Regions from separate parts of the Mus musculus genome. Here region 2 is linked to region 1. A link is a loop called in an ENCODE intact Hi-C map of the cell type or tissue named here. Cell type or tissue: left cerebral cortex. All regions are shown on one strand. Each heading gives the region's core, and the rest is flanking DNA. Links, peaks and the distances in the headings are about the cores only.

Region 1 (6,345 bases), core at 2,220-4,719:
GCCTTGAACTCAGAAATCCTCCTGCCTCTGCTTCCCAAGTGCTGGGATTAAAGGCGTGCAGCACCACCACTGCCCACCCTTTTCTCTCTCTCTCTCTCTCTCTCTCTCTCTCTCTCTCTCTCTCTCTCCTTCCTTCCTTCCTTCCTTCCTTCCTTCCTTCCTTCCTTCCTCCCTCCCTCCCTCCCTCCCTCCCTCTCTCTCTCTCTCTCTCTCTCTCCTTCCTTCCTTCCTCCCTTCCTCCCTCCCTCCCTCCCTCCCTCCCTCCCTCCCTCCCTCCCTCCCTCCCTCCCTCCCTCCCTCTTTCTTCCTTCCTTCCTTCCTTTCTTTCTTTCTTTCTTTCTTTCTTTCTTTCTTTCTTTCTTTCTTTCTTTCTTTCAATTTATTTATTATATGGAAGTATGCTGTCACTGTCTTCAGACACACCAGAAGAGGGCATCAGATCTCATTATGAATGGTTGTGACCCACCATGTGGTTTCTGGAATTTTAATTCAGGACCTCCAGAAGAGCAGTCAGTGCTCTTAACCGCTGAGCCATCTCTCCAGCCCCCTACCCTCATTTTGAAAGTTGTAATCCTAGTCCTTGGGAGACTGAGGCAGGAGGATTTTGAGTTTGAGGCTTCATGGTTATGTCCAAAACAGAAATGAAGAATAGACCTTTCAGGCAAACAGTCTTCTGGTTTGCACTTATGGATCTCTACAAATACTCTTGGCCACCCTGGCTCTGACTCCAGGAGACCTCCTGAGCAGCAGCCCTCACCTGGCTCCATGGGAGCCAGTAGACATCTATTTCACAGAGAGAAACCAAGGGCACTCTAGGCTAGAGGCGGGTTCTTAGCAGTGTCTCCGGCTCTCCTCACCCACTTCCCAGACACCTGCACTCCTGTTTTGATGACTTTTATTTTTCAGTTTAAGCGGCTACAGGGCAAGAGGAACCGAGGGAGAGAGGAAATCAACTTTGTGGAGATCAAAGGTGATGACCAACTCAGTGGGGCTCAGCAGTGGATGACCAAGTCACTGACAGAAGAGAAAACCATGAAGTCCTTCAGCAAAGTAAGTGTGAAAGACCATTTGGATGGCCTACTTGGAAGGCCTTGCACCTCATCTGACCTACTGTTCTCTAAATATACCTCTGTATATTTAGCAAATACTGTTGCCCATGGGAATGAAGTGTACACCAAGCTTCATGGGAACAAAGCTTGCCTTTCAGAACTTTACAGAATTTAACAGCTGTCCAGATGCTGGTGTGCTCTGGTTGTTGAGAATGAATGATTGGGTCGGTTTCCCAGCTGCTGTGTATGTCTCTTCCCACTGACCAGCCAGCATCTACAGATGCTCTCTAATCACACCAGTCTCCATGCTACTAATGTGGGAGCTGGCTCAGCCTATCTTTGGGGAGTGGGCACAGCAGATCTTCAGAGGTTCTAGGCCCTGGATCCCAAGCATGCTGCTCTTCTTTTGCTACTTTTTCCATAGTTTGTTGTAGCTAACCTCTGTCTCTGGTTGTTCTTGTTTCCCACACTAAGGGCCGTCCCTGTGCTCATTTTCTTCAGTCAGTATGCTGAAAGTATCTTCACTTAGCAACTGAATAGTATGGATACTTATGAGCTTGCCATGGGTGGGGTAGCTGGATATGAGCTGCATGCCAGCAACACCAAGGTCGAGGATTTTATGACACCCCACCACCACCAATTTGGTTTTTCTTTGTTCTATGGTCACAGATGGCCTTCCAGACCCCCATCATTTATTTTAACTGAATGTTGGCGGTCATACAGGATAGAGCAAAGAATTGTGGTTAGAGCAGCATAGATCTATCATTGTTTACTGGAAAAACCACTTAGGAGAAAGGGCTTTGCTAGGTTGGGCTTGAGAGGCATCATCACAGGCAGCTGCTGGTGTGTGCTTACTGTGGGAGGCATGAACGTCCGTGTGTATCACCTTCAGTTGTAACGTTACAATTACAGTTGTAATGCATTGAGTAGCAGTGTTAGAATCTGGTCTTTTCCCAGCTTCAGGGTGTTGTCCCATTTCATTTTGTTGAGCTTGCTTTTTAAGAGAAGAAAGGATAGAGTCCCCTCTCTCCCCAAGAAGTTGACAGCAGAGTTGGGATGAGATTTAAGGACACTTGAGTGTAAATGATTACAGTGCAAATTGATTACATAAGTGCTGAGGAGACTCTGGGGAGGAGTTCTGAGAGTTGGGTGGGGCTGGCGAGAAAGCTTCTAGCCCGAGACAGCTCGGGCAGAGGACAGAAAAACCACACAGTGAAAGCTCAGACCAGTATAGATCTTGACAGTAAATCGTTCGCATCAACCTGTGGTTTGGAGTTGAATGTAGTTACTGATGGAGGTTGGAAGATAGATCGAGGAAGAAGGAGCTTGTGAACTTTGTTGTCCCAGGGAAGTGGTTGACATGTCATAGGATAGGACAGTACAGATTCGGTCAAAGATGATGGATGGATGAGGGTTTAGTAAGTGGTAGGTAGGAGCCAGACCAGACATTTGCCCAGGCTGGAGAGAAGAGGACAGAAATGAAGAAGGTTTAAGAGGCAGATGGATAGAAAGTCTGAAGAGAGGTCAGCAGATCACATGCCTGTGGTATAAAAGCTGTCCTAGACTCACTACAAGCTAGTGTCCACAGGCGGGCTTGAGGGAGAGTGGGGTTATCAAAGAGACAGTGACTCCTGCCCTGACTTCAAAGAGTAGCCAGCCTGTTGGGGATTAATGGGCTGCTTCTAGCAAGCATTCTCATTTTAGATTTGTTTTTCATAATGGCTCTAATAAAATGTTAGCTTTATAAGTATACAGACACAAAAGCAGCTCCAAGTTCCCTTGTTCTCCCTAAAGATTTGGGCTGTATGTCTAATGCTTTAGTTTGTCAGCTTTATACTGTCTAGGCATATGAGAGATTTATGTCTTTCCATCTGTGAATTAAGGACTGCTTTTTGTTTTTCTTTTTACTTTCTCTTGTAGAAGAAAGGTGAACAGCCAACTGGCCAGCAGCGGAGGAAACACCAGATCACATATCTGATTCATCAGGTGAGGATGCTCAGGGCTCACAGCATTCCATTAAACTTGGGGATGGGAGGGAAGTTAATACAGCCGGAGCCAGGCACCACCCTTTTGGTAGGCATACTCTCTTGTTCTCCATGTGGCCACTAGGGGGAGGCTGTGTTCTTAATATCATTCCCCCCTGCCTCTGGTTCACAGGAGTCTAGTTCCGGTATTTAGTGAAATCATGTTATGTAAGAGGGTAGTGTATTATAGGGTTCTTTTGGGGTTTTTTGAGGCAGGGTTTCAAGCATTCCAGCCTAGGATGACTTTGAGCTTCTGATTCCCTTGGGTCTGCCCCTTGAGTGCTGAGATTTATGGCATGTTATGGGCATGTGTCTCTCTGGTTTCCAAGGTGCTAGGGATAGAACTGAGTGCTTCCTGGAAGAACTCTACCATCTGAGCCCCATCCTTTTTATTGAAGTTGATTAGTACATTTTATTTATTGTTTGTGTGTCTGTATTTACATAGATGTGTACCACAATGTGAGTATAGCGGTCAGGAAAATTTCACTGTTTTTGTTGTTGTTGTTTCTGTTCACCATGCAGGTCCCAGGGGTTGAACTCAGCTATATCAGGCTTGGTGGCTGCCACCTCTACTCACTGAGTCCCCAGAAGGCTTTTTCAATAGCAACTTTATCTGTTTTATTTAAAAAAAACAAAACAAAACAATCTGGGTCTGGGATGTCCAGTGGTACAGTGTGAGCTTAGTGTGTCCAAAGGCTGTGGGTGTGATCCCTAGTCAGTGTGCCCACTGTGACTCTCCCAACCCCTCCTTTGTGTTATAGGCTAAGGAGCGGGAGCTGGAGCTGAAGAACACCTGGTCAGAAAACAAGCTCAGTCGCCGGCAGACCCAAGCCAAATATGGATTCTAGGGCCCAGGGACTGATGGCCCAGGATCTCCGTTGGCACAGAGGCCCAGCCCCAGCATCACCTCCAGGACCCCAGCTGCTCTAAGTCCAGGACCTCTACCCTGAGGACTCAGCCCTTAGCTCTGGAGAAGGAACATATTTGATAGATTTTTCTTAACAAGTTAAAAAATGCAGCTCCTTTCTGTGCTGGGCTGGAAAGACTGGAGCGCTGCCCCGAGGATCTACGGCCTTGGTTGGGAGTTGTGCTCCTTGCAGCAGGGAGTGATGAAATGGTGAACTCTCCCACCATTTTTTTTTTTTTTTTTTTTTAAACAGGGATGTCTGTTGAAATAAAACATTGAGTGTGACAGATGCTGCCTACAAGGTGTCTGGATCTCAGAGTTGAGCTTGTGCAGAGGGCCCTGCCACGCACCCCAGGGGCTTCTCCGTGCTTTGCTTCCCCCTTTGCCCACGTTATCCTCTGACCACCCAGGACCTGTTGGTGTCTTACCTGGGACAGGATGGTATCAGGTGTGTGATCCCAAGTACAGAGTATTGCTGGCCTCGGTGTCTCAAGATGGACTTGTCAGTGTGGGTGTGGTGCGGTATGCCTGTGATTTTAGCATTCAGGAGTTCAAGGCCAGCCTGAGTTACAAGACCCTACCTTTAAAACACAAAGAAAAAAAAAACAGTAGATATAAAGGGACACCTAGCAGGTTCTGGCAAAAAACCTGTCCCCAGAGTGAATCAAATTTACACTGAGGTCAAGGGCATGGACTGATTTGGAGTAAGTTGTGTTCATCACATGGCACGCTCTAGGTTAATCTGCAAGCTAGGCATCGAAGTTGGAGGCTAGAGAGCTCTCCATGGAGACGTCAAGATCTCTGCGTTTTGAGGGAGGAATATGGAAGGGAATACGGGCTAGGAGCTGTAAGGTGCTATGTGCACACCAGGGACAGTATGCAGTGCAGTGTCTTCCTTTCAGTTCAGGCAGGGCTCAAGTAGGGAGTATCACAAAGTGTACAGCGTGCATGAGTCAGCTGCCAGGGATCTGAGAGAGCCCTACCTGCTCTTCAGGAATGGCGTGATGGCGTGATAAAGACTCCCGAGCCTGTCAGTTCTAGGCAGAGGAGCTATGCAGGGCACCGGCTTTGGCCCACTGCAGGTGGGAAATACCTGGTAGGGTTTAGTAGTGTTTAGCGTGCCTCGACAGGCAAGCCTATGGCCAGAGGAACAGTTTGAAGAGGTTGTGGTGGGACTAGGGTCCGGTAGACTGAGACATCTCAGTTTCTGGTTCTGTGTGCGGAGGTAAGTTGAGGCGTCTGTTTCTCATTAAGTACGTTGTAGGGTTTCATCACTTACAGGAAAACTACCAGCTTATCTGAAATCTGACCTACTTCGGGTTGGAGCCAGACAGGGCTCTGAGTCCCACAGGGACTGTAGTTGTTCCGATGTGTACATCCAGCCATTCTCAGCAGGGAGCATCAGCTCCAGCTATATCCCGGTGTCCACTGAGGTTCAGGGCCAGGGCTGAGGTCCACCTCCCATTGGGGATCTTGAGAGCCCTTTGTGCCAGGTGCTCTCTGGGCCTGGCGTACTCTAGGTGCAGCTCTTCACATCTGTGTTGTTATCACCCTGTCTGTTCAGTAGCTTCTCTTCAGAGTCTGTACTGTGATGTAGTAGGAAGTGCCTTACCCTACAGGGAAGCAGGAGGTGGGCCTTTTACCTTCAGTTCTCAAGGGGTCTGCATCTACCTTTTTAAAAAAATGTGTTTTGAGATAGTCACTACAGCAATTGGGTTGGTCTGGAGTTTACTATATAGCCGAGGCTGACCAAACCTAAATCTTGTATCCTAAGAGCTGGGATTATAGGCATGTACCACTACGCCCCCCTCTAGAAAAACATTTTTAAAACATTTGCCAGACTGGAGAGATGACTCAGGTTAAAATAGCACTGGCTGACCTTTTTTGGAAGACCTGAGTTCAATTCCCAGCACCTTCAGACACACACACCAGCAAAATATCCATACACATAAAGTACAAAAGATTTATGCATATGTTGTTGTACCTGCATGTATTCATGTGCGTATGCCAGGTGTCCATGGAAGTCAGGATAGGAAATCAAGATCCCTGGGACTGGAGTTAAGGATGGTTGTTATCTACCATGTGTGGGTTCTAGGAACCAGACCCCAGGTCCTGTGTAAGGGCAAGTGCTCTTATCTGCTAAGCCGCCTCACCAGCTCCCAGCCACATTTTTTGAAAGTCACTCTTTAATCCTACCAAAGATGACATTTTATTTGGTGGTTGGAATTTCTTAGTCACCAAGAGAAATGCTGGCACGTGTGTTAGTTCATACCTATTATTTCTGAACTTTAAAGGTAGAGAGGCAGGAGGATTACCATAAATTTAAGGCCTACAGTGTGAGCCTTAGTCTCAAAATTCAAAAGGT
Region 2 (5,423 bases), core at 1,783-4,282, 64 kb after region 1:
TCCTGGCACAGAAGGAACAGGGGTAGGGCGTTCAGGTAGATCACCATGCATTGCAAATCTTCTGGCCTCTTTCATGAGACACCTTACCCCAGTCCATCTGTATTATCCTTACAGGAAAGGGAGCCCTGGCTTGGTCCTGGAAGCCCCCACTTAGAAGAATGTTTTAAGACCCTTCCCGTTCCCAGAGTGTTGAGTTCCCAAACTCTGTATGGAGGACAAAGGCAGATTAAATGATGGCGTTATACACTTACTGTTTCCTCTTCTGTTGCTTCTTCTTTGTCCCACATAGCCCCTGGCAACCCATGAGGGGCTATTTGGTCTGCATTAGTCCCACTCCCACTCCCTAGGTGCCTTTGGTGAGAAGTGTGAATCTGAGGTATATCACTGAGTTACGGAGGAGAGGCAGTCCTCTCTCAGACAGCCCTCCTGCCCACAGTGGGACCCCAGGGTCCCCACCAACACAGATGAAAGCCTGGGGTGCCAGAGCTCAGGACTTGCCCTGGGTCTGCCTCTCCTGTCTCTGAGCCTACAATCCACACAGTAAGTCAAATTGCTTAATGGTGCCTGGTTTTCAGCTTCGATCCCAGCCTGCCTCTTATCAGTCAGTGGCCCTAGAAGCAACCTCCAATTCTCAGTCTCATTTTGGTTTAAACTCAGACTTTACTGGGATCGCGGTTTCACTAACAGCCGTGAGTTGAAGAACATCTGTTCGTTCCATTTCTAACTCCTTAACCTCTTAGGGGAGCTGAGAGAGAAAACTCTTCATATAACAGTTCTAGCTGGCAAAAAGTCCTTCTGAGAGCTGATCCTCGTCTTCCCGTCCCAATAAAGACTAACTAGGAATCAGTTGTGCTGCACACCTTCAACCCCAGCTCTTGAGAGGTGGAGGCAGGTGGATCTCTATGTTCAAGGCCGGCTTGGTCTACAGATAGAGTTTTAGGACAGCCAGGGTAACACAGAGAAACCCTGTCTGGAGACACCAAAACCAACCAACCAAAGACTAAGTTAAGTATAGGTGTTCTGGAGGGAGATGGGGGTTAGACGGACGTTGCTGGGGACTCACCCTCTAGTGTGTCCAGGCCAGATCCCAAGGACAGCAGGCTCATAAGCAAGTGTACTCCCCAGGGCCACAGAGCAGGCACTGCCATGACCTCAGCCCTGGTTGTCTTCCAGGTATCCTCCAGGGAGAAAGGAGGATGCAGACCCAGGTTCCAGTGTGAAGTGGCAGGGGTGGGGACGACGACGACACACAAAGGCAAAGGGATTAGAGATCTCAAATAGAGACCGCGGGAGATAGAAAAGAATTTCGGAACAGAGGAAACAAAGCCTGTGACAAGCAGCTAGAGACAGCCTCAGTGTGGTCCAGAGACAGATACTGGGACAGAGATGCAGATAGGAGTGGAGGAGCCTCAGAGAGGCATCCAGAGGGAGGATGATTCAGAACACAAAGATCCAGACAGTCCAGGCAGTCCTGAGGGGAGGCAGAGTGGAAGCCCCCGGTGAGCCCCGGGAGTGCCCCAAGGGGCGGCAGCGGGGTCCCGAGACACCCGCAGCACTCCACCCCGAGACACTCCGCGGACCTCCTGGACATGCAGACTTCCACTCTCGGTCGACCGGCCGCGGCTGGTGGGGCAGAAAGGCAGGGACCTCGCCCAGCTCCCGCCCTTTCCAGAAACGGATTGGTTTACGCCGCCGCCCGCCGACTTCTCTGTTCTCTCCGCCCCTCCCACCAAGTCAAGGGAAAATATTTAGCCTGTCAACTGAGGGAGGTGGGGGACAGATGTGTTGGGGAAATAAGGTTGGGGGCCAAGAACTGAGCTCTGGAACCCCTCTCTCTGTCTCAGTTTCCCTCTCTCCCCCATCCCCACCCCCCCAACCCGCTCGCTGCAGATCTGGAGGGAGCGGCTGGGCTCCCTGGCTTGATTTGCAGGGGAGTTCTGGAGTCCAACAGGTGTTTTGACATCTGCGGGGTAACTTCCCGCAGCCTGGACAGGTCGGACTCCACTGGTGAAACCTGAAGACCTCACCACTTCGACCTCACCACTTCGCCTCTCACAGCCCTTCCCAGCCTCCCGAGGCTACTTTGAACATACTTCCTTGGCGCGGGGTATGTCCCCGTCAAATCCCTTGGTTTTGGCTCAAATCCCTAGGAGACGAGTCGTTCTTCTCTCTGTGAGATTCCTCCTTCATTTGGTTACTTTTTTTTTTTTTGGTTTTTCGAGACAGGGTTCCTTTGTGTAGCCCTGGCTGTCCTGGAAGTAGACCAGGCTGGCCTCGAACTCAGAAATCTGCCTGCCTCTGCCTCCCATGTGCTGGGATTAAAGGCGTGTGCCACCACTGCCTGGCTCCATTTGGTTACTTTTAAGAACTCAGGATGCTTAGTGGGTCTCTATATATGTACTTATTCGGGGCCACTTGGAGGACAATTCATGATGGGATGATCTCTTAAACGCGACACTTATACGTGCAGTCAAGAAGGCCATTGCGCAAGACTTGCCATTTAGTGGCCTGGATGCTGGGCCTGAGACTTCCCAGGTTCACAAATACCGTGAGCCGATGGTTCCCAGCTCCCACGTCCGAAGAACTAAGAGATCTATTAATTTCTCCGCACAGAAATCGATGCTCTTGTCAGGACGGCGATCGATGCCAAGCTTGGTCTGCCTGGCCATGGCTCGGCTCTGGGGCCCCAGATGGATGGTTAGGATTGGGAACTGACCCTAAGACCAGAGGCACAGCTTAGAAAGGCTCAGAACTGCTCTTCTCCGCCCTCGAAGCCCCAGGCCGAGCGCAAACGCCGGGCGCGAGGGCTTCTAGCGCCACCCTGTGGTCTTTTGAGGACCGAGAGGTCTCCACTTTCCAATCTTCCTCCAATTGTGTTCTAAGGACTCTTCTCTCCCACTATTTTTCTCCCCAGGTTCTGCATCCAGCCATGCTGAGGCCCTCTCCCTTTCCTTACTAGGGTCTGGAGAGCGTTCACCTAACTTATTCCAAGTGACATGCACACCCTCTTAAGTAAAGTGCACCGTGAGGCTGGCTGGGATGACCTGGACTTCAACCCTTCCCTTGCTCAATTTCTCCACTTCCCCGCAAATCTGAAAATGCAGCTGTTTTACTGTGAGAAATAAGGTATCAGCTTCCTAGCTCCCCCAGCCTCAGAAGACACTTGTGAGGCAATCTATGGCAGCCCCCCGCCCCAGGTCTCCTGCAGCCGCGAGGGACATTAGGAAGGCGAGCTGGCATTAGGGCCTCAAAAGGGGAGGGGGCACTGGGGGCATTGGCAGGCGGGGCGGGGCGGGGCCGTGGGTGCCGCCCTCTCCTGGTGGCTAGTCTTTAACACCGCCCCGCGCACGTGTCGCGCGAGGCCGGGCGGCGGCAGCTAGGAGCGCACGGACGGCTGCGCGGCCCGAGCAAGGCGGGCGCCGCCGCGATGCTGCGAGGCCAGCGGCTCGGGCAGCTGGGCTGGCATCGCCCGGCCGCGGGGCTAGGCAGTCTGATGACTTCGTTGATGCTGGCCTGTGCCTCCGCCGCATCCTGTCGCGAGGTCTGCTGTCCCGTGGGCCCCTCGGGGCTGCGCTGCACCAGGGCAGGGTCCCTGGATACCCTCCGCGGCCTGCGGGGCGCCGGGAACCTGACGGAGCTGTGAGTGTGTGTCGTTCGGGGGAGGGGTGCGGGGTCAGGAGGGCACAGCCCTTCCCCGAGGGCGCGCACTCATTCACCTCTGGCTTGAGGGGTCAGGCTTGGCTGCTGTAGGAGACTGGCACGTGTAGCCTTTGGCTGTGCTGCGGCGGCTTCTCCCGCTGCCACCACCCTGGCAGAGCCGCGCAGTCACTGTCTGGATGTCGCTCAGGATTAAGGGTAGCTAACTGTGGTGCTGGTTTGGGGTAGAGCAAGACCGAAACTAGGTGGATTAGGCATTGGTCCAGCGATCTAGGATAAGAACCTTTTTGTGGGGTTCAATCAAGAGCCCAAGTTCCTAAGCCCATGGAGGAGTGGTTAGCTGTGCAGAATTTGGCAGTGTGGCACCTTTGCTATCTTCTTTTACTTAGGGGGAAGCCAGCCCCCAACCTCTTCCTTGTCATGCAGGGAATCCAGCTCTTCTCTGGATTTGTGATTGAGCTGGAGTTGGTGGGAGATGGTGAGGAACCAGCTTGGTGTCTGAGCTCTTTTTTCCTTTCCACTGACCACAAGTCTCCTTGATTTGGATGCGGGAAGCAGGGAACGAAACCCCTTTGCTTCTCTCTCTGCTCACCCATCTCTCCTTTCACCTTTGTCTCCCTTCTTGTATCAGGGAGTCAGGGCTGTTGCTGAGTGATTTTCCCATTTTCCAGGTCCAGAGCTGGGAGGAACCTTCAGCTCTGCAGTACTTAGACAATGTGCAATAATCGGTTACAAAATACTCAAGTACTTTGTAGCAGCTAGTGAGACCTTTGAGAGTATAATTGACCTGAAGGAACTCCGCATCACACAGTGATGGCTGGAAAATACTTGAGTATTCTGCACGCTGGTGGAGCTAGCAGCCTGCAGTGATTGGCACCGAGTTACTCGGGCATCTTGTGGTAATTAACGGAGGTACTCAATCTCTTTCTAATGGCCCTAGGGAGACCAAGAAGAGAGGAGATGGCCTTGTCTTGGTCTGGGTCTAGGCTCCTGCAGGATGGGATGGGGTTTGAAGTCTAGATGGTTACTCCCCGGCCTGTCCATTCAAACCAGAGTCCAGCCTCCTGATTGTTTCCATCAATGTTCTCGTTCTTCAGAGCCTTTCAAGACTCCAAGGGAGTCCAGCCCAGGGACAGGGGTAGTGGGCAAGCCTAGATTATTGAGGAAGAGGCTGGCAGGGTGGTGAGCTGAAATGTTCACCCCCCTGGGTGGGGCCTGATCCTCCCAACTCCTCCTGCACAATCCTCTCCCTCCTCCCTCACCCGCATAGCTAACAGGGAGCTAATGGACTCAAATAGACAGATTGATTATGAATCTGAACAAATGAGGCGGCATGAAGCACACACACTGCCTGACAGCTCACACATACCCGGCTACATAGATCTTCTTAGCAACTCCCTGGGTCTCTATAGCTTGAAACCCTTGGGGGCAGAACAGGGATCTGGACTCCCTCAACGTGGCTAGCAACAATTCCTTAGAACTCCAGGGGGAGGACAGACACATAGCCATCCTATGGGGAACAAGGCTGGGATCAGGGAAGCACAGGGTCCCTTGGACTGACTGGTTCCCTTACTCCTTTTTTTTTTTTTTTAAGCCAAGGGAAAGTTCCCAAACAAGTCTGTCTGTCTGTCTGTCTGTCTTTTGCCTCCCTGGTTCTCAGCCCTTATCTCTGTCTTGGGGTCTCCATCTCCTTATCTGTGAGTCCATCCACTCCAGGATCCTCTCTCCCTTCCTGGGTCCCTCACGATTAAGGAGGGGCTCGGGGA

Evidence for each region. A loop is a pair of places that touch in the nucleus more often than their neighbours do. Peaks named below come from ENCODE experiments on the same cell type or tissue, not always from the same donor. Only the 100,000 strongest peaks of a DNase experiment are listed, where the experiment ranks them.
Region 2: it touches region 1 in a loop (2.1-fold over the local background); 10 of 42 quality-filtered maps call a loop at or near these places.

What each region holds. Positions count from the first base shown.
Region 1 is chr3:87,856,836-87,863,180 of GRCm38, reverse strand. Prcc (papillary renal cell carcinoma (translocation-associated)) reads left to right here. Exons shown (of 7, transcript NM_033573.2): 5 at 907-1,050; 6 at 2,970-3,035; 7 at 3,835-4,278. The coding sequence ends at 3,921. Among named protein-coding and RNA genes, the nearest start is that of Sh2d2a, 13 kb to the right of the region's middle. In left cerebral cortex, for the core only: a CTCF peak has its summit at 3,156 (motif pointing right); a DNase peak (open chromatin) is centred at 3,172; H3K27ac peaks cover 229 bases.
Region 2 is chr3:87,793,149-87,798,571 of GRCm38, reverse strand. It overlaps Ntrk1 (neurotrophic tyrosine kinase, receptor, type 1), which reads left to right and starts at 3,410. Exons shown (of 17, transcript NM_001033124.1): 1 at 3,410-3,639. The coding sequence starts at 3,428. It overlaps Insrr (insulin receptor-related receptor), which reads right to left and starts at 1,621. Exons shown (of 22, transcript NM_011832.2): 1 at 1,064-1,621. The coding sequence starts at 1,148. In left cerebral cortex, for the core only: a CTCF peak has its summit at 2,817 (motif pointing left); a DNase peak (open chromatin) is centred at 2,805.